Regions from separate parts of the Homo sapiens genome. Here region 2 is linked to region 1. A link is a loop called in an ENCODE intact Hi-C map of the cell type or tissue named here. Cell type or tissue: GM12878. All regions are shown on one strand. Links, peaks and the distances in the headings refer to the core of each region. The heading gives the core; the rest is flanking DNA.

What was found. Hi-C counts contacts between places; a loop is a spot of excess contacts. Peaks named below come from ENCODE experiments on the same cell type or tissue, not always from the same donor. Only the 100,000 strongest peaks of a DNase experiment are listed, where the experiment ranks them.
Region 2: it touches region 1 in a loop (4-fold over the local background); 10 of 110 quality-filtered maps call a loop at or near these places.

The regions. Positions count from the first base shown.
Region 1 is chr1:223,184,672-223,195,515 of GRCh38, forward strand. No RefSeq gene overlaps it. Among named protein-coding and RNA genes, the nearest start is that of TLR5, 47 kb to the left of the region's middle. In GM12878, for the core only: no CTCF peak of the experiment used is centred there; DNase peaks (open chromatin) are centred at 5,650 and 5,880.
Region 2 is chr1:223,240,495-223,251,338 of GRCh38, forward strand. The region is part of intron 5 of SUSD4 (sushi domain containing 4); the gene reads right to left. Among named protein-coding and RNA genes, the nearest start is that of TLR5, 100 kb to the left of the region's middle. RefSeq lists enhancers at 2,326-2,826, 4,197-4,316. In GM12878, for the core only: a CTCF peak has its summit at 4,541; a DNase peak (open chromatin) is centred at 4,396.

The DNA of each region.
Region 1 (10,844 bases), core at 1,970-9,969:
TGGAAAGAATTGAAAAGAAAAATAGATAAATCAACAATAATAGTTGGAGATGTAACATACCTCTCTCAACCATTGACAGAACTATTAGACAGAAATCAACAGGACTATAGAAGAACTAACAATACTGCCAAGCAACAAGATTTAATGGACACGGTAGAACATTCCACCCTACAACAACAGAGTACACATTCTTTTCAAGATAGGCCATAAAATAAACCTCAGCAAATTAATTTTTTTGTTAGGTTTTTTTTTTTTTCCACAGATAGGGTCTTGCTATGTTTACCAGGCTGGAGTGCAGTGACCATTGACAGGCGTGATCACAGCACACTATAACCTCAAACTCCTGGGCTCAAGGATCCCGAGTAGCTGGGACTACAGGTGTGTGCCACTGCACCTGACCTACAGCCAATTAAAAAGAAATTAATATCACACACAGTGTGATCTCTGACCACAACGAAATCAAAGTAGAAATCAAGAACAGAAAGATAAGAGGAAGATTTCCAAATACTTGAAAACGAAATGACATATTTCTAAATAATCCATGCATCAAAGAGGAAATCTCAAGGGAAATAAAAAAATACATTAAACTGAATGAAAATGAAAATACAACAAATCAATTGTGGGACACATCTAAGCAGTGCTGAGAGGAAAATTTATAGCACTAAGTGCACACATTAGAAAAGAGGAAAAGTCTCATATCAATAATTTAAGCCCCACCTCAAGAACCTAGGAAAAGAAAAGCAAAATAATCCCAAAAGAAGCAGAAGTAAAGAAATAATAAAGATAAGAGTATTCTGGGCACAATGGCTTACACCTGTCATCCCAGCAGTTTGGTAGGCTGAGGCTGGAGGATCACTTGAGGCCAGGAGTTTGAGATGAGCCTGGGCAACACAGGGACACCCTGTCTCTACTAAAAATTAAAAACAAAAAAAATTAGCCAGGTGTGGTGGTGCACATCTGTAGTCCCAGCTACTTAGGAGGCTGAGGCAGGAAGATCACTAGAACCCAGAAGTTCAAGGTTACAGTGAGCTATGATCACACCACTGCACTCTAGCCTAGGTGACAGAGTGGGACCTTGATTCTAAAAAAATAAAAATAAATAATAGCAGAAATTAATAAAATTGAAAACATAAAATAATCAAGATTGTTTTGGTCTTGGTGGAGGGAGAGTCATACAGAACAGAACAGAGAAGCCAAAAATAGACCCACACAAATGTGACAACTGATTTGCAGCAAAGGTTCAAAAGTAATTCAGTGGAGGAAAGACAGCCTTTCAACAAATGGTGCTGGAGCTATTGGACATCCATAGGCAAAATACATGCACTTCAACCTAATTCTCATACCTCATACAAAAATTAACATAAAATGGATCACAGACTTAAATGTAAAATTATAAAACAGAAAAAAAAACATAGAGAAAATCTTTGGGCTCTAGGGCTAGTCAAGCAGTTAGACCTAACATGAAAAGCATGATCCATAAAAGGAAAAACTGATAAATTGGATTTCATCAAGACTGGAAACTTTTGCTCTATGAAAGACCCATTAAGATCATAAAAAGACAAGCTAGAGAGTAAGAGAAAATAGTTGCAAACCACACGTCCAACAAAAGGCTAGCATCTAGAATATATAAAGAACTCTCAAAACTTAACAATAAAAAGCGAACGATTCAATTAGAACGTGGGTGTAGTAGGCTACATCGCGGCCTGAAAGCTATTCAGGTACTAACCCATGGGATCTGTCAATGTTACCTTATATAGCAGAATAAACTTTTCATATGCAACTCAGTTAATGATCTTGAGATGCAGAGATTATCTTGGATTATCCAGGTGGCCCCTAAATGTAATCCTAAGTGTTCTAATAAAACAAAGGAAGAGGGAGATTTGATTCAGAAGGCAGAAAGCGATGTGATGCTGAAAGCACAGAGAAGTTGGAGGATGCTTTGATGGCAGTAAGAAAGATGGAGGAAGGGGGCTACAGGCCAAGGAACGCAGCTCTAGAGGCTGGAAAAAAGAGGTGGATTCTCCCCTAGAGTCTCTAGAGGGAGTGCAGCCCTGGTGACAACTTGGTTTGAGCCCAGTGAAGCTGTCTTTGGACTCTAGCGTCAAGAACTATAAGAGAATGAATATGTGTGTGTTCATTTCTTTTGTGTTTTGAAACAGGGTCTTGCTCTGTCATCCAAGCTGGAGTGCAGTGGTACAATCACGGCTCACTGCAACCTGGACCTCCAGTGCTCAAGCAATTCTCCCACCTAAGCCTCCTGAGTAGCCAGGACTACAGGTGTGTGCCACCACGCCCAGCTAATTTTCTTTTATTTATTTATTTATTTATTTATTTATTTATTTATTTATAGATAGGGACTCACTATGTTGCCCAGGCTGGTCTCAAACTCCTGGGCACAAGTGGTCCTCTGTCCTTGATTGGCCTCCCAAAGAGTTGAGATTATAGGCATGAGCCATCATGCCAGGCCAGACGTGTGTTGTTTTTAAGCTACCAAGTTCACAGAAATTTGCTACTGCAGCAATGGGAAACTAATAGAACGGGAAAGAGACACAGAGATGTTTTACTGAAGAAGGTATACAGACAGAAATAAGCCCATGAAAATATGTACACTTTCTTTTTCTTTTCTTTTCTTTTTTTTTTTTTTTTGAGATGGAGATTCACTCTTGTTGCCCAGGCTGAAGTGCATGATCTCAGCTCACTGCAACCTCTGCCTCTCAGGCTCAAGCGATTCGCCTGTCTCAGCATCCCAGGTAGCTGGGATTACAGGCATGTGCCACCATGCCCGGCTAATTTTGTATTTTTAGTGGACACGGGGTTTCTCCATGTTGGTCAGTCTGGTCTTGAACTCCAGACCTCAGGTGATCCGCCCACGTTAGCCTCCCAAAGCACTGGGATTACAGACATGAGCCACCGTGCCTGGCCAAAAACATGTACATTTTCATTAGCCATTAGGGAAATGAAAAATAAAAACCACAATGGGATCTCACCACACACCCATCAGCATGGCTAAAATAAAAAGTAGTGACAGCATCAAATGCCAGTTAGAATGTAGAGAAACCAGATCACTCACACATTGCTGGTGGGAATGTAATGGTGCAGCCATTCTAGAAAACTTCGGGAGTTTCTTTAAAAAACTAAACGTGCAACTACCATATCATCCAGAAATTGCACCCTGGGACATTTGTCCTAGAGAAATGAAGACTTATCTTATGTTCCTACAAAAACCTGCACATGAATATTTACAGCAACTTCATTCGTAATAGCCCAAGAACTGGAAACAACCCCCGTGTCCTTCAACAAGTCGGTAAATGATTAAGCAGACTGGTTCATCCATACCATGAAATACTACTCAGCCATGAGAAGAAACAGCCTTGATACACAAAGCAACCTGGATAAATCTCCAGAGAATTATCCGGAGTGGAAAAAGCCAATCCCCAAAGGCTGCTACACAGTCCGTGACTGCATTAGTTTAACATTCTTAACATGACAAAATTATAGAGATGGAGAACAGGTTGGTGGTTGGCAGGAGTTAAGGAGGAGGAGAGGGCATTGACAAGGGAAGGAAATGGGTATGTCTATAAAAAGGCAACTTGAGGACCCCTTGTGATGATGGAAATGTTCTGTTTCTTAGCTGTATCAATGCCAGGGTCTTGGCTGTGATACCGTACTGCAGTTTTGCAAGATGTTACTATCGGGGGAAATTAGGTAAAGTGTTCATGGGATCTCTGCATTATTTCTTACAACTGCATATGAATCCACGATGATCTCAAAATAAGAAGTTTAAAACCACAAATGTGGGGAGGAGAGAGGCAGAAGTGTTTGAAAAGGCTAGAAATTATCAAACAACAATTTTAAAGTTCTATTCATAAACAAAGTAGAACTATTTGATTTCCCATTGTAAATAGAAAATGTGATTTTACATGCCCAGTACAACATATATGCTTAATAAATATTTGTTGGAAAGATGGTGGTGGGGGTGGATGGATGGAAAGCGAATAGCTGCAAATCCTGTCAGCAGGCAGTGTAGGGGCAGAGAGAGGATGAAGGAAAAAGAAAAGACAAAGAGATAAAGAAGGAGGAGGAAGGGGGAAAAAGAGCAGAAGAAGAGAAATAAGAAGAGAGAAAGGAGGAAATGAAGGGGAAAAGGAGGAAGAGGAAGAAGGGGAGGAAGGGGGAGGAAGAGGAAGAGAAAGAGAAGTCAGGGGAGATGAGAAGCATGGTGCTTTGTGGCATATTGACGGTGGGCAAGGCTGTGGATTTTTCTGAGCAGCCTTGGTGTGGAGAAAAGACCTCCCAGGGTGCATGGCGCCCGCAGACACCCTGGCTAGGCTGCCCCTTGTTGGGTGGAACTGCTCCCTCCCTCTTTGCTGGGCACCTACTTTGTCCCCTGGTGGGTGGCTCCTGTATGGGTGAGGTATTCCAGCTCTCTGGGCCCTTTCCTTCTCACCCTGTATCGGCACAGCTCCAGCACCAGGTCATGGTCACAGACAGTCAGAATGTGCTGATGGAATTTTCCTGTTGATTTAAGCTAGTGAGACCTTGCTTGTCCTGGAAAAACTGGACATGAGAGAGGTAGGGGGAACAGGAATTGCTTTCCAAGAATCTCCCTCATATGGGGTGCTCTGAAGGCCTCTTTTGTCATCTCCTTCTCCTTGGGAAGGGGTTCCTGGAAAGGTGCTGGTGCAGGAGGGCACTGGTGCAGGTAGCAGCTGGTGCAGGTGGGCGCTGGTGCAGGTGGGAGCTGGTGCAGGTAGGGGCTGGTGCAGGTGGGGGCTGGTGCAGGTGGGAGCTGGTGCAGGTGAGGGCTGGTGCAGGTGGGGGCTAATGCAGGTGGGGGCTGGTGCAGATGGGGGCTGGTGCAGGTGGGCGCTGGTGCAAGTGGGGGCTGGTACATGTGGGGGCTGGTGCAGGTGGGAGCTGGTGCAGGTGGGGGCTGGTGCAGATGGGGTCTAGTGCATGTGGGGGCTGGTGCAGGTGGGGGCTGGTGCAGGTGGAGGCTGGTGCAGCTGGGGGCCGGTGTAGGCAGATGCTGGTGCAGGTGGAGGCTGATACAGGTGGGCACTGGGGAAGTTAGGGGCTGGTGCAGGTGGGGGCTGGTGCAGGTGGACCTGCCAATTGGGACTAGGTGTCAGCCACAGCCAGGCGAGGGGGAAGGGAAGGAGCTGTCCTGGCTGGGGGCTTGGGGCACCAATTTGCAGGTGAGTGAGAAACCCCAAGACCAAACGTTTGATTGCGTGCATCACCTTTGTGTCACCTTTCAGTGCTGGACTTGTGTTCCCTGGAGACAGGGCCATGATCTTCTCTCCCATGTGTCAAATCAGACAATGGACACTGAAACACTGCGCTGGGGCCTCAGGAGGAGGATGAGGAACAGGATAGGGGGACACCCACCTCTCTCTGCCCAGGACGACTCAGGGGTGTGCCTCCTAGCAGCTGTGAAAACACTAAAGGATTTACAACATTCCCGCTTATGTGGGATTTGGATTCATTTCCACAGCTCTACCTATGAGTAAGAGAATCTATTCAGCAACATGACATCACGGAATGGCAAGAGTGACAGCTGCAGAGGTGCCAGATGTTGTCCCATCTCTGTCTCACTGTGCTCTGGCCTTCTCTGGCCTCTCCTTTCTAACCCACCAACCCTGTCTGGCTGGGATATAGGCCTGGTTCATAAGTCCCCTCTGCTATACTCCACCTTTGCCTCAGGTCTCTCATCCCTTTGCCTTCTGCCCGCCACCCACCTGGATTGGAAGCCCACCGTGGGGGTTGTCTCTTGGCTGCTGAGCGCTCAGCAGGGCCCCTGTGGTCAGCAAATGGGTGATGTGGGAGTGCAGATGACACACCCTGGTTGGGTTCTTTCCGTGAGAAAGTGGCATTGGGTATTTCTAAAATGACTGTGGTTTTCTTAAATTTTCTAACCACAAAAATGTTATGAGTTTCTCACCGTGGCAGATCAAATAGAAATATGATTCATGCTTCACAATTTGTGTAGCCAATATCATAGATATTTGGTAGTTCTATTATGTATCTGACAGGTACATATATTTTTTTCCTCTAAGAGATTGTTCTGTGTGAATAGATAGAAACTACTTAAATACAGTAAAGTCTATTTATTACAGACCAAGAGCAAACAGTTTACTAAATGGAAAAATGCTGAAGTCATTTCTATTAATTCAAGATCAAGACAGAGTGCCCATTGTCATCACTATTGATCTACACAGCATTGGTGGGTTTAACTAATAACAATAAGATGAAAATGAATTGATTGGAATAAGCATTGGAAATGAAGACAGAAATGTCTTTATTTGCAGATGATTGAGAGTATACCTAGACAACCTATAGATCCTAATAAAATAATATTAAAATTAGTAAGAGAATTTAGTAAGGTAGATAGGTAGATAAATATATAAATATAAAGCTTTGGTTTATGGTAACAATAAACATTTGAGAAGGGAAATGAAAAAAAATAGCCTATTCATAATAACAGCAGGCACTCACTATACAATTCCTAAGGATGCATTTAACAAGAAAAGGTAAACTATTTACAGAAGTAAAATGATACAATCGTATTGAAGGACATTTTAAAAAAAACCCTCAGCAAATGGATATGTACAAGCCATGCTTCTGTATGGAAAGATGTAACATCAAAAAATACCAGTTCTTAAAAAACTAATGTATTAAATTTAAGACATTACTATATAAATTTAATGCAATTGCAGTTAGAATTTTACTTCTAAGAACCGGATAAAGTAATTTTAGATTCTATGTAGATAAAATAATTGTAAAGTAAATGTAAAATAACTATACATTTCAAATGTTCAGAGAAAAATAGTGAAGAAAATGCGAATGCATGGGGACCAGTTCTAGTATAGACAATAAAACTCAGACTCAAGCAACCAATACCAAAACAGTATGTTGCTGGCACCGGATCTGGCCAATGTATTAAGGAAACAGACCTGAGAGCCCAGAAATAGATGAGTAGAGAAATCTAAAATATGATGATGGCATTTTCAGTCAGAGAGAAAGGGTGGTTCCAGCAATTGTTCAGGTACAACTGTTTATCCAACTTTAAGAAAAACAAACAGAGATTCTACTTTAACCATATGTAGAAACAAATTCTAGGTGATTTAAAGATTTACTTGTCAAAATAAGACATTAACATATTAGGACAGAATTTAGGGGTCTATTTATATAATCATAGAGGGAGGGAGCACTCTTTCCTTCCCTTCCCTTCCCTTCCCTTCCCTTCCCTTCCCTCCCTCCCTCCCTCTCTCTTTCTCTCTTTCTCTCTTTCCTTCTCTCTCTCTCTTTCTTTCCTTCTTTCTTTCTTTCTTTCTTTCTTTCTTTCTTTCTTTCTTTCTCTCTTTCTTTCTTTCCTTCTTTCTTTTTTTTTTTTTTAAATAGAGTTTTGCTCTTGTTGCCCAGACTGGAGTACAATGGTGTGATCTCAGCTCAACGCAACCTCCACCTCCTGGGTTCAAGTGATTCTCGTGCCTCAGCCTCCTGAGTAGCTTGGATTACAGGCCTCTGCCACCACACCTGGCTAATTTTGTATTTTTAGTAGAGGTGGGGTTTCTCCATGTTGGTCAGGCTGGTCTTGAACTCCCGACCTCAAGTGATCTGCCTACCTCAAACTCCCAAAGTGCTGGGATTACAGGCGTGAGCCACCGCGCCCAGCCAGAAGGAGCACTTTCTAAACAAGCTAGAAATCCCAGAAGCCATCAACAAAGGGGGAGATATATGTTGACTACATGAAAATTAAACATTTTATAAGAGAAGGATCCATGAGCAAAATCAAAGAGCAAACAACAGACTAGGAAATGTATTTCCAACACACAATCAATCTCTTAAACCATTGAAAAACTATGAATTAATTATACTTTTAAAAGATAAATTTAAATTGTAGCAAGAAAATGCTAAAGGACTATGAGCTGCTAATTTGCAGAAGAAGCAATCCAAGCACCCAGAAAACACATGAAAGGAGACTCAGAGAACAGAAATTCAACAAATGAGGCAACAGGGCCACCTAAGGTTTTAGGGTGACCAACTTGTCCTTGTTTGCCCAGGAGTCTCCTAGTTTTGAAACTCCTTAGTCCTGGGCAAACTGAGATGGTTGCCCTTGACAGAAGAAAGAAAAGCCTGAATCAGGTATTTGAACTTTGAATGGACCAAGAGTGTACTCAATGAGATTGAGTTAACCCCAAAAGACTTAAACCCCAGAAAGAGACTAAGTGGACTTCAATGAGCAGCTTTGTGTTTTCTTACCATTAAGGGATTAGGGGCTCCAGGATGAGGTGGCAGCAATTCTAGGCAGTAAAGAAAGTTACTGACATGGCTGGAAAGTTTGTATACAAAGGTGGTTTAGGGTCATGTGGGGGCTGAAACCTAGCTCATGCTCTGCTTGTCGAGCTGTGTGTCCTGGTGTGGGGCTGAGCCCGTCTGGACCAAGGGATGCCCTTGACTCTGCACACAGGTGTGCATGGGTTAGAGGGACCCTAGTGATGGCCGTCCTGTCATCTGGGCTTGGTAGAGCCCAGGCCCAAAGCATGGTGACACTCAGAGGACACACTCCTGCATGGTCCAAGGCAGTGTTTCAGGGAAGAATCTGTCTGGGTGGAGGCCTGGTGGGCTGGAGGGCTTGGAGGTGTCTGTGAGGTTGCCCTGCAGGCCCTGACCTCTCAGAGATTGTACTGAGGGAGTGCCAGTCCTCCTGGTTGTCTGACTGGCTGTGCCCCCACTGCCACCCTCTCAGCCTACAGCCTCTTGCTCTTCACTCAGCCAGCTCCACAGGAACCTTTTTACATTCTGAGCTCAGCAGTTCTTCTTCCCCACAGCCAGGCCCCTGGCCCCCTCCTCCCTGTAGCCTTCCTTGCCTGGGCTCTGAGAACCTGCCCTGACTGCAGACTGGGGTCTTTGTTAATCTAGATGAGGGCCCGGGGGCTGAGCTTCAGGTCTCAGAATGTGCTTTCTAAGGTGGCCACCTTGAGACCTCCCATCCCATAAGCTCTTCTTACAATGTGTTGTTGACTTTCCTCCCATTGAGAGGTGGGGGTGCCTTTGAATTTGGGAGGGACTATGTCATACAACTATGACAAAAGTGACTGTCTTCATCTGTTTTCTATTGTTATAACAGAATAACACAGACTTGGTGATTTTTTTTTTTTTTGAGACAGGGTCTTGCTCTGTTGCCCAGACTGGAGTGCAGTGGTTTGATCTCGACTCACTGCAACCTCCATCTCCTGGGTTCAAGTGATCCTCCCACTTTAGCCTCTGGAGTCACTGGGACTACTATGTGCACAACACCACACCCAGCTAATTTCTGTATTTTTTGTAGAGATGGGGTTTCACCGTGTTGTCCAGGCTGTTCTCAAACTCCTGGGCTCAAGTGATGCACCCACCTCAGCATCCCAAAGTGCTAGGATTACAGACATGAGCCACCACTGTGCCCACCCCAGACTGGGTGATTTATAAAGAAAATAAGGGGTTTTTTTGGGCTCATGGAGGCTGGGAAACCCAAGAGCATGGCACTGGCATCTGGTGAGGGCTTTCTTGCTGCAGCATCTCGTGGTGGAAGGACAAGTGAACATGACAGACAGAGAATGGAGGCTAAACTTAAGCTTTTTATCAGGAGTCTACTCCCATGATAACTAACCTGCTCCCACAATAATGGCCTGAATGCATTCATTAGAATGGTGTCCCTGTGACTTACTCACCTCTTAAAGGCTCCGTATCTTAATACTGTTACAGTGTCAATTAAATCTCAACATGAGCTTAGTAGAGGTCAAACATTCAAACTCCAGCAGTGACATTATGTGAGGCTCATTCCTAAAAGGCAATACAGCTTCTGCCTGGTTCTCTTGGGACACCTGCTCTTGGAATCCAGCTACCATGCTGTGAGGAAGCCCAAGCCTCCTGGAGAGGCCATGTGTGGCTCTTCTGACTGAGCTGACAACCAGATTGGTTATGGAAACTTCTGAGATGGCTCCAGCCCCAATTAACCTCGATTGTGTAAGAAACATCTAGCTGAACCCATTCAACCGCCAGAACTGTGAGAGGTGATAATAAAAATATTGCTCATGTTTTAAGCCACCGTGTTTTGGGATGATTTGTAAACAGCAATAGATAATTGGTGCCACAATTCTGGCAGCAGAGCACTAAGACCAAAACCCTGTTATAAGCTTCTGCTCTGATCATTTAACCCCTACCACTTTCCTGGGTGATCAGCCATTTGTTCAACTTGCATTGGGTGAGCATTCGCCTCATGCCAGGCTCTGTGTCACACTGAGGGCCCAGTGAGGGGTGAACAAACAGACTTGGTGCTGGCATTCAGAGAAGGGACATCTGTTACTCGGGAGACCCTCATTCCCCTTATCTCATGAAGTGAAGGGGATCTGGTCCCACCTGGCTTCTTCCCTCTTCCTTTCCCTGCAGCCAGGCTGGGCCTGGAGTGTCCTAGCACATGTCACTCTAGTGACTGAATTCTGGACATTATTATTGGCTTCCTGTGAGAACCGAAGCAGGGGCCCTTGAGGGATAAGATCAGATGAACAGGTTTAAACCAAAAGGGAGACAAAGCCACCCCAAACTGAGAGGCAGGATGGAGTACAGGGAGACGTCCAGAAAGCAGGGACCTAATCTAGGATGGGGAGATTTGAAAGACAGGAAGGAGGGTCTGTGCTGGTGGTTGGCATTGTTGGGGCGCCAAGGGGGTCACTCAGGGTGGTGTCTCTCATGTGGCCTTTGGTTCTTTCTCCAGAGAAGCACTCAGGCGAGGAGGCTGGGTCATGTTTCAGGGTTGTTAAAAATACAGCAGTAACTCACTGAGTGCCGCCTTCTATGGGGTT
Region 2 (10,844 bases), core at 852-8,851, 55 kb after region 1:
CTGTTTGCTTTTCAGTTTGGGAGGATTCTACTAACATTTCCTCAAGCTCAGAGATTCTTTACTCAGCCATGTCCAGTCTACTAATAAGCCCATCAAAGGCATTCTTTGTTTCCATCACAGTGTTTTTGATATCTAGCATTTCTTTTTGGCTCTTTCTTAGGATTTCCATCTTTCTGCTTACATTGCCCATTTTTTTGTGCATGCTGAATATTTCCTCCATTAGAGCCCTTAGCATATTAATCATAGTTGTTTTAAATCCACCGTTTGTGAACCCCAACATTCCTGTCATGTCTGCTTCTGATGCTTTCTCTGTATCTTCAAATTTGTGTTTTTTGCCTTTTAATATCTCTTGTAGTTTCTTCTTGATAACTGGACAAGGTGTACCAGGTAAAGGGAACTGCTGTAAGGAGGCTTTTGGTAATGTTGTGGTGCCACGCAGGGGAAGGAGAAGCACTCTGTAGCCCTAAGAGTGGGTCTCAGTCTTTTAGTGAGCCTGAGCCTCTGCACTGTGAGCTTCACAAGTGCTTCTCAGCTTTGTTTTGTTTCCCTTCACTCTCTTAGGTGGTACAGGATGGCTAGAGGGGGCAGGAGTTGGGTGCTTCCCTTCCTCCGAGTCAGTTGGGCTCTGATAATACCCCAGCAGTTTTGGCTGTGGTTAGCAAGTTTCCCTGGGGGACAGACCATGTTAAGGACGGACTGCTCCAGCATAATTCAAAATGGCTCATTCTCCTCCCCCTGCCAGAAGCACAAGGGGATTTTTATGTGAGAAAAATGTTTCCTGTGAGAACCTGGTAGAGCTTCTGGAGGCAAAACTCACAAAAGTATGGAGGCCCCCCATGACTGGGTGCCCCTAGAGCTTTTACCTCTACAGTTGGCCACACTGAGGCTGCAGCAATTCATCAATTACAGTCAGGTTCTCTTACACCTTCCCCAACCCCTGTCTTGTTTCCCTTGGTGGTTTCCACCTGTGTATCTCCACTCAGGTAAGCCGTGACTCTCTTTACTTTTCTGTCTCTCTATATTGAGAGCAGCAGTTTGCCCTGTGACCTTACTTCTCTTATGGATCCCTGAAGAGTTCTTGATTTTTCAGTCTGTTCAGTTTTTTACTCATTGTTAGGACAGATTGGTGACTTCCGAACTCCTTACACGCAGAACCAGAAACTGAAAGTCCCCCCAAAGGCTTTTCAAGGGGTTACTGAAGTTTTTAGACCAGCGATGGTTGTGGACAAGCAGTCCTCTCCGGACGGGGCCTCAGCCAATCTCTGACTTAGGAGCTAAGTGCTTGCCTGGCTGCTCTGTGTCTGAGCAGCAATCGAGAAGTGACTGCCATCCACTATCAAAGAAAGGAGTGCCTTTCAGAGTCCTGGAAATTTGTTCCTTAGTCTTCTTGGGGAAGACAATCCTACCACCTCCCCTTTACGGTGGCCTGGGAAGCTAGTAATAATTAGAGTATGTATGTATGTATGAGACAGGGTCTTGCTCTGTCACCCAGGCTGGAATGCACTGGCATGATCATGGCTCACTGCAGCCTCAACCTCCTGGGCTCAAGTGATCCTCTGACCTCAGCCTCCCAAGTAGCTGGGATTACAAGCACACATCATTATGCCCAGCTAATTTTTGTATTTTTTTGTAGAGACAGGGTTTCACCATGATGCTCAGGCTGGTCTTGAACTCCTAGGCTCAAGAGATCCACCCACCTTGGCCTCCCAAAGTGCTGGGATTACAGGCATGAACCACTGAACCCAGCCAAAATTAGACTTCTTTCTTAATATTATGCAGCATCTCAATGAACCCAGAAAAAGTAAGCATAAGGGTTTTTGCCTGCAGAGCCTCTCCAGTGTTGTGGCATTTGGGCCAGGCACTCATTTCTTGAGTGGGACAGTCTGGTGTCTGGCATGCTGTGGGGGTTTAACAACACCTCTGCCTGTCCAAGAAATAAGAGCAGCATCTCCAAGCCATTGGAACAACCCCAACTCCTCCACTGCCCCACCCTTGCCATGCTCCCAATGTCCCTGGAATCACCCCTTGGAATTTCTACTTGTCCCTCACTTTCATCCCTGGCCCAGGCCCATCCCTGTCCACGTGGCAGGATGCCTGATAGTGACTGGGAGGCAGATGAGTCAGGGTTTGAAGCCCAGCTCTGCTACTCGTTGGCTGAATAACCACAGGCATGTTAGTTACTCCCCTCACTCAGTTTCCCCATCTGTCCGATGAAGAAAATAATACCCGCTCACTAGAGCTGTTGTGAGGGCTGTATGAGCTAAGGGCCTGGGCCAGTGGCTTGCTAAGGGAGGCTCACATCAGGTACCAATATTGGTTTGTTTTCTGGGATGGGGATCCATGACTCTGGCCCTGCCACAGGGTGAAGTCGCTGGAGAGTGTGGGGAAAAGAAAGCATCTGCCAGTTGTCTGAGTCCCCAAATTCCTCACGTCCCACTTGTAGGTTAGGCAAAAGTGTCTACCCTGCTGCTTCTCTGTCTCATTAGAGATGCGACTGAAGGCAGATCCTCTCCTCATCCCATGGTGTGGTCCAATTAAGCGTGTGAGCTGGAAAAGTGTCCCCCTGGCCAGATGCTCCCCATGATGGGCAGCCGGGTGACAGTGGCCACAGGGAGCCCTGTGGCTCCAGGCTCCAGGCTCCTCCCTGGAGCACATCAGCCAGCTCTGTGGCCATTCCCACATGGAGACACCACAGGACCTTCTCAGGGAGACAGAAGCTGCCTCGCTCCAGGGAGGCCTGCGATGCACATCTGCCCCACGGGTTTAAGGAAGCAGGGCTGGGCTGCCCGCCTTGCCCTGGATGACCCTGGCTGTCTTCTTCTGGGAGATGAACTACACCATCCTTTGGAGAGATGGGGCTTCCTGGGGACACAGTCACCCAGCCTCCCTGCGCACTGGCAGGGGACTCAGAGCCACCTTCTCCCACTGAAGTCACCCTTCCATCTGTCCAGCTCTGATTTTTTTCTGCAGGTGACTCCCTGCCCCTTTTGGTGAATGCTGTTCACAGCACTGAGGGTGGGTGGCTCAGAGGGCCCCCAGGGCCAGGCAGCAAAGGCCACCTTGTGATTTGGGGGTGTCAGCCGCAGAAGCCCATGCTGTCTCCACTACCAGCATGTGGCTGGAGCATTTTCATTTGCTTACAGGCAAATAAATCTCAAACCACTTCCCGCCTGTCTTTAGGTACATCCAGGCCCCCATCGGCACTGTCTGAGCTCAGGGAAGGGCAACTAATCCTATTGCCCAAAGCACAATGAAGCTAGAAAGCAAGCCTGATGCACTAAGTGGAAAGAAAGAAAGAATTCCTCCATCGTCTCTTCCTGCTTTGCGTTATCAGCACTATGGCACCTCCTCCAGCATAGATAAGGGAGACTATTATGTTTGGACAATCTGCATTTTGGACTTTCTGAAATAAGAGCCTCTTTATTCTGTTACCTAAGTATAGTAATTATGTTCTTTCACTCATTTTAAAATTCACTTATTTAACAAATATTTTTTGGACAACCACTGATACTACCTTGGTCCCATCCTCAGATGATAAATAAGTAAACGCATAGATATTTATGTGGCTGGATAGGCCTTCTCCTCTAGCTGCTGAGAAAAACATTAATAGCACAATCTCACACACACAGGAGTTGGGATGGAGCTCTCGGGCACCACATCTCCCACCGGGGTTTGGAAGGCACCTGGACCAAAAGGAGGTAGATGTTCTTTTATGCACAGTAAGATCCAAAGCATATGCTGGTACTAGCAGGGGATTAGACAACCAGGAGTCAGAAGGTTTAAAAAACTAAAGGCCAGCCCACCTTGCTTCCTCTGCAATGGAGATGGGCCAGAGAGAACAGCTGCCATGTGCACCCTATGTGGGAGAAACTGAGGAGTCTCCAGACACAAGAGGAGGCCAGGAAAAGGGCCCGGGTCTAGGAAAGGTGAGAGGTGAGACTTCAAGGGGCCAGTGCAGCTGGGGAGCAATGGAAAAGACAAAATAAACAGGAAGAAGGAGAGTCTGTGGATGGAACAGTCTCTATCAAGAGAGGGCAGGTCACGTGGGGATGTCTCATGGTCTTGGTCCCTCAGTGTAGATAATGCAGGGACCCTGCTGAGTCTCCAACCCCACCCTGATGCTACAGATTGGATTCTACCACTGAGAACTGGTGACTAAAATCTGCTTGAGTCTTGGTGTAGGCTCAGGTGTTGTTTTCTGATACAGGGTGGTAGGGAGCTGCTCTGTCCCCGCAATCATAGGCAGGTGCCCAAAGTACCTTCAGCAGGGAATATGGGTGGTCAGAGAGGTGGAAGAAATTACTCATCAGCTAAGCAACAGACTGATTTCAAGATAAGAAACTGCTCACGTTACATCTAATCACAAATTCTCTGTGCCACACTGGAGACCAATAGGAGGTACAGAAGAGAGACTAACAGCACTGGGTGTGTGTGCAAGAATCTGCTTTAGATGAGCTGTCCAGGAAAGTCCCCTAAATAGATGACTTTTAAACTGAAATCTAGAACAGCCCTATTCACAGTGGGGTCCATAGACCACTGGTGCACCCTACTGGTGCACCAACTGTTGGCTACAAATCCATGACAAATAAATAGAGAAATCAATCTGACCTTGTCACAACATCCATGTGTTTTCAATTTCTATTTTGATAGATACTTTCAATATCTAAATTGCATTTAAATAATGCAATTTGACTACAGTTGAATCTGATAGTTAAAAATGGGACTTGTATTATGTGTTTGTCTTTTTATTTTATCTAGTATCTGTTTTTATTGTGTATTATTGGTCTGCAACGTATTAGAAAACAGTAACCAAATCACTGGTCCCTTCACTACAGAGAGATGAGAGGCCCTAATCCGATCATAAATGCATACAGGAATGCACGATGCATAAAAACTAGGAAGGACTCGGTCCAGGAAGTGCTGGAGGAGGATGTGCCTGGCAGAGAGGATGGCACATGTGAAGGTGGGCTGGAGGCAGTGAAGAGAGGCCGATGGTGGCTGAGTGTGCAGGAGACAGAGGGCTACACAGCACGAGGGATGGGAGGCAGGCGGGACACTGTGTGTGCAGCTGCATGGAACCACGGCAAGTAGTTGGGATTTTATCATAGTGTGAAGGGACACTGCAAAGAGTGGGAACTGGCATATTTCTTAAAAGCTAGCTGGGTGGAGAACAGGCTGTTAGAGAGCAGGGATAGACATGGCAGGACTGCCAGGAAGTGGCTACCATGCCTGGAGAGATGATGGCGGCCTGGACCAGGACAGTGGCAGCCAATGTGGTGGGAAGAAGAGTGACTTGAATGTTATTCCTCTGTTTCTAAATAGGGCTTGGTGATTAGGCGGCTAGGAGAAAAAGAAGGATAACTCCCAGATTTCTGACCTGGCTCGATTGTGGTACTACTGACTATGCTAGGTTTTTGTTGGGTTTATTTGTTTCATGGCAAGGGAGTGGTACAGAGCTTGGTTTTGCACTGGTCGGGTTTGAGCTTCCAGTGGGAAAGTCATCCAGGTCAGTTAGGCAGCCAGAGAAAGAGTCTGGGATAAATGCAGAACTCAGGAATCATGAGCATAGAAATAATCTTTACAGCCACGGGACTGCACGCACTCACATAAGGGGAGAGGGCAGACAGAAAAGGGAACGGGACCCAGTCCAAATGCTGAGACACCCTACAGGGACGAAAAAGATGGCAGAGGAGACTAGGGCGCATCATGGAAGCCGCGAGGGGAGACTGTCCCAAGGAAGAGGGAGCAGCTCCTCACAAGCTGAGAAGGATGGAAAAAGAAGAGTGGCCATTGGATTTGGCCAAATGGGAGTCAGTAGAGACCCTAAGAAAAGCAGCTTTGATACAGTGGCAGAGGGGAAGCCATTCTGCAGTGAGTTGGGGAGTAAAAGGGGATGGAAACCTCAGGTGACTCTTTAGAGAAGTTTGCTGCAGGGAAGCAGTAAAGCAGAGGCCGGAGGGTCCAGGGAGAGCCCCGCCCCCACCCCAGAGCTCTTGATCTTGTTAAGACGTTGGCAGGAGTGGTTCAACACAGGGTACAAGGTTGGTAATCCAGGCAGGAGGGCAGTCATTCAGGAGGAGAAAGATGTGATCTTCCACATGAGTGGAAGGAGGGGCTGGCCTCTGACAGGCGTAGGAGGGGCTGGAGGGAAGCATGAGTGCTGGACACAGGCCTCAGCAGATCGGTGGCCAGGGTGGTGGAGATGTGAGTAAGCTGCCCTCTGAAGGCTCCCCTTTTCCGAATGAAGTGTGAGGCAAGGCCACCACTCAGAGGTGGGAGGGGGGCTGAGATGAGAACTATGTATCACTTATCACAGTCCTTAACCAATTTATATGTTTCATTACATGCAAAATAATAAAATGAGGCTTAAAACCAGTGTGTGCCTTGCAACTATCCATACAAATAACTCCAGGGCATGGGGCAGGGGAAGCAGAAGAATGTAGAATATTTTAACTTACTAAATGAATATTTAGAATGTACAATGAATGAATACTAATGTAGTATTATAGAATATTTTAACCTACTAAATCCTTCTGAGCCACTGAGCCCAGGTGCTTTGACTGAGTATTTTCATTCTTACTAGTTCCAAAGGTCCATACAGCCCCCCGGGTGTTCTTCATGTAGGAAAGACTTGCTCCTTTAGTCTGTGCATTCACATCTACCCCACACAGCTCGTGGGAGAGGCTGCTGGTTGCTCACCATAACCCATGTTCCACGAGCACCCAGCTGGTCCACATTGCCCACTGTCCCTTGTTTCTCTAAGTTCTAGCCAATGGAATATGAAGAGAAATGATAACTACTACTTTCACGCTTGATCCATGAAGCCTTCCCATGCTTCTCTGGCTGCCTAGAATGGAAATGATCTCCTAGGGGACCTCAGAAGCCCACCCTGAAGCCAGCAGAGCTTCCACTGGCCCCTGAATGACTGGGTGGAGAAGAGGCACTGGCGGATCAATATTCACTCAATGCCACTAGGTGAAAATAAACTTCTATTTTGTTTGAGCCATCATCCCTTTTTGGTAACCTTCTTACAGCAGCGGTCTACCATATACAGTTGGTATAAGGAAGAAATAACAGATGTGAATCTGCTTTGTGAAACAGCAGAACATGCATGCTCCAGATGTTTGTTGCTATTATTACTGTCACACCTCTTTCTGCCATGTTAGTGCTGCATTTGAAGAGTGTAATAATGAGTTAAGCCACTGGTTCCTCAACCCTGGCTGCACAGAATCACCTGGGGAGCTTTGCCTAATTGGTCTGGAGGGGGTCCTGGGCTTGGATGGGTCTTAAAGCCCTGGGGTGATTCTAACGGGTAGACAAAGTTGAGAAGCACCGTCCCCACAGTTGCAATGGTCAGGAGACCCCCTCCATCCCCTACGTGCTAAGGATGGATGGTTTACAACATTCAGTGGAGCCAGTATGCAAATTAAATTGTCATGGTATCTGGTCTGGGTCTTCACCTTTCACCGGACTCTTGCTATATGAATTGCAGTCCATGGACTGTCCATTTTGGGATCAACTAAGTGCTTATTAGAAATTGGTACTCTCTAGCAACACCTACTCAATCAGAAACTTTATTTCAGCAAGATTCCCAGGTGATTCACATGCACAGTGCAGTTTGGGAAGTGAAGTGCTGTTCCAGATCATGAGGAAACTCTGTAGCTGAGCTCAGTAGTAAAGCTGACTCTTAATGCTACGGTCTCAAGTCTCAAGTTGGCCTTGAGGAGCGTGGAGAAGTGGCAGGAAAGCCAGTGAGCCTGTATACTGAGTGCAAAGGCATCGCATCAAGACAGCCCAGCATGTTGTCTATGTGGCTCTGAGAGGGAACAGGAAGACAGGGACTCTGCTCCCATATTGTACAGAACCACCCAACCTCTGCCTGCAGGAGTTCTGCTGAATTCTAATCATCAAAACTGCCATTGCACCAGCCATCCCCAGTCTGATCTAAATTTGGGTAATGATTCCAGGAAGTTGCACGGAACCCTCTGTACCAAAGTCCTGGCCATCTCCATGACTACGTCTGAAACTTTGCTTTTAGCTCAGGGAAAATCAATAAACATTATACAGCACATTACATTTTCCACTTGTGTTTTGTTGTAACAACACAGAAGGCCAACACATGTGTCTACTGAAGGAAGCCAATGATCATGAGGCTGGGGCTTTGCTTGTTTGTGAGCAGGATGGAGCATGGTGTTTACCTACTCAGAGATGTGCTGACAGATCAAATTTAAGATCAATAGTACCCAGCAGCGCTGAGGGAGGGGCTCTCACCTGCTTTCCATCTCTGAGTCACTACGTTAGGATGTCCCTGAAGGAATACAAAATGCATGTGATGACAACTGTGAAACTTCACTGAAAAAAAAAAATGGCTTCACATAAGAAATCTGAAGTGTGCCTAGTTTCGAAGCCACAAGGAAGCCACAGAGGAGCACACAGGTGAGGGAGCAGGTGCAAACCCGTGATTTCCTCTGACAGCAGCGGGGAATGGCTGGTGCTGAAATCAAAAGCTGACACGTGTTTCTGTGTTCTGATGAGGTTGCTTGCTTTCTTTGCATTGATAGGAGCCACAGTGGCTACACTGAGGTCAGTCTTCACCACCACAAGGTGAAAATAAATCACAAGACATCTGTGGCGTCAGAGTGTTTTGACGTCTGTGAACATTTTCCAATACATGATCCCCCTACAGTCAGGACTCCTAAAGGTAATTGGGGCATCTGAATTTTTTGTAAGGGAAGGAAATCAGGGGCACAAGATTAAAATGGAGCGTGTGTCCCACCATGTAACCCAGGAAGCCCACAGGTAAGGGAGCATTTAGAGTGGATCATTTCTGACCCTCTCTGCAATCAGCAAACCCGTCTATTATCAGAGATGACACTGAAGTTAAATGTTGCTAGTGTATCCACATACTGGACCAAAGTGCCACACAGACACACATACATTCATGTATACAATTTTCTGAGCCTCCAGTCTTCCTCCCATAAATTTTTAGGAAAATCCTTAGTGCCTTCTCATTCTTGTCTATTAGCAAGTCCTAATAGATGAGGAAATACATAATTGAGTAGTGAGTTAAGAAGAGGAGGAAGCAATTGGTCATGCTTTGTTCCTAGCTATGCTTCAGTGTATGTGTGTATGCACTTATGGGTTCTATATTATAGTTAGTTCTATAATAAGTTTATATTATCCATAGAAAATAAACAGCCACAGTTTCCACTAGCAAAGGTAATTCTAAAGTTTACATGATAGAATTTTATCAGTATTTCTTAGTGTTCTGCAAAAAACATAAAACAAAAAATGCATGCTATTCTGTGAAAGGCACCATGCTTTTCTGACATCTGAACAAATTTAAGAAACACTGGCTTAGAAGACATGGACAGTGAAAAGAGAGGAAGAAAGGGAAAAGTCAGCTAGGAGAACAGAATAGGAGAAAGTGTGAGGGTGAGAATGTGAGAAAGGACAGGCTAAGAAGACATAAGAAAATCAGTGGATTAATGAGAGACTCTAGAGAGGCAGCTTTGCACTGCCTCTAGTGCAAAGGTGCAAGAGTGCAAAGGTGCACTTTCCTGGGTTCACATCCTGGCTCAAACACTTAGTGGCCATGACCTTGGGCATTTTACTTTCTCATCTTATTTTCATTTTCATTCATTTTACTTTCATTTCTTTCTGAGCTTTGGTTTCCATCATCTGTCAACAGAAATAGTAATACCTACATTGCAGGAAATTTATAAGAATTAGAAATAATATCCGTAAATCACCAAGCACAAAGTGCCTGGCACAAAAGGAAATGCTCAATAAAAAGAGACAGTGACTATTACTAGCTACATTACAGGCCAGTGAGATGAAATGAGAGCAGTAATGACATTTCACAAGAACGTACTATGAGGCAACATATGCACATTATGTCACTCAATCCTAACAACAATTTTGCAGAGCAGGTGTTGCTATTGCCTCATTTGCAAAGATAAGGGAATTGAGGCTGAGAAAGATGAAGTTATTTGCCCAAGGTCATCTAGCAAACTAACAGCGAGCTGGGACAGGACCTTATGTGCTGCTGACTCCAAAGCTGCCATATCTTACTGAGTCATGCCATGGGGTTTTAAGTGAACACAGGAGAAAGGGAGCATAGTGCCTCCCAACAGCCAAGTGGAAGAGCAACGATTTCATTATCTGCTAAGACATGTATTATGCACAATGGGGTTAGAGTTCGGAAAAGCCTTGAGGCCTCCAGAGCTAGAGGAAAAGAGAGCTGGAGGAACCCTGACAGATACAGGGAAGCCTCTGTTTGGCTCAGCTGGCATAAGCAGGGTGCGGTGTACCGGGCTAGAGGCAAGGTTAGCTCAGGAAGGGGCTGTGGGCAGGCCAAAGGATGCTGGCCAACTGGGGTTTGGGAAGATTCGAAGACAGCCCTTTAAACCTGGGAGCAAGAGCTAGAGGGAAGATGGAAGGGAGTTTGCTTCTTCCAAAGCTAAGGCAGGGAGAGCATGTGCAGTGGATCGAATTGGGTATCCCCCAGATTCTTACACTGAAATCCTGGTACCTGTGAATGTGGGCCTATTTGGAAATAGGGTAACTGCAGATGTAATTAAATTGAGGTCATATTATAGTAGGGTGGGCCCTTAATCCAATATGACTGTTATGTTAGTCTGTTCATTGTATTGCTATAATAGAATATCCAAGACTGGGTAATTTATAAAGAAAAAAGGTGTAATTGGCTCATGGTTCTGCAGGCTGTACCAGCATGGCTCCATCATCTGCTTCTGGCACAGGCTTCAGGAAGCTTATAATCATGGCAGAAGGCAAAGAAGAACAGGTGTGTCACATGGCAAGAGTGGGTTCCAGACATGGGA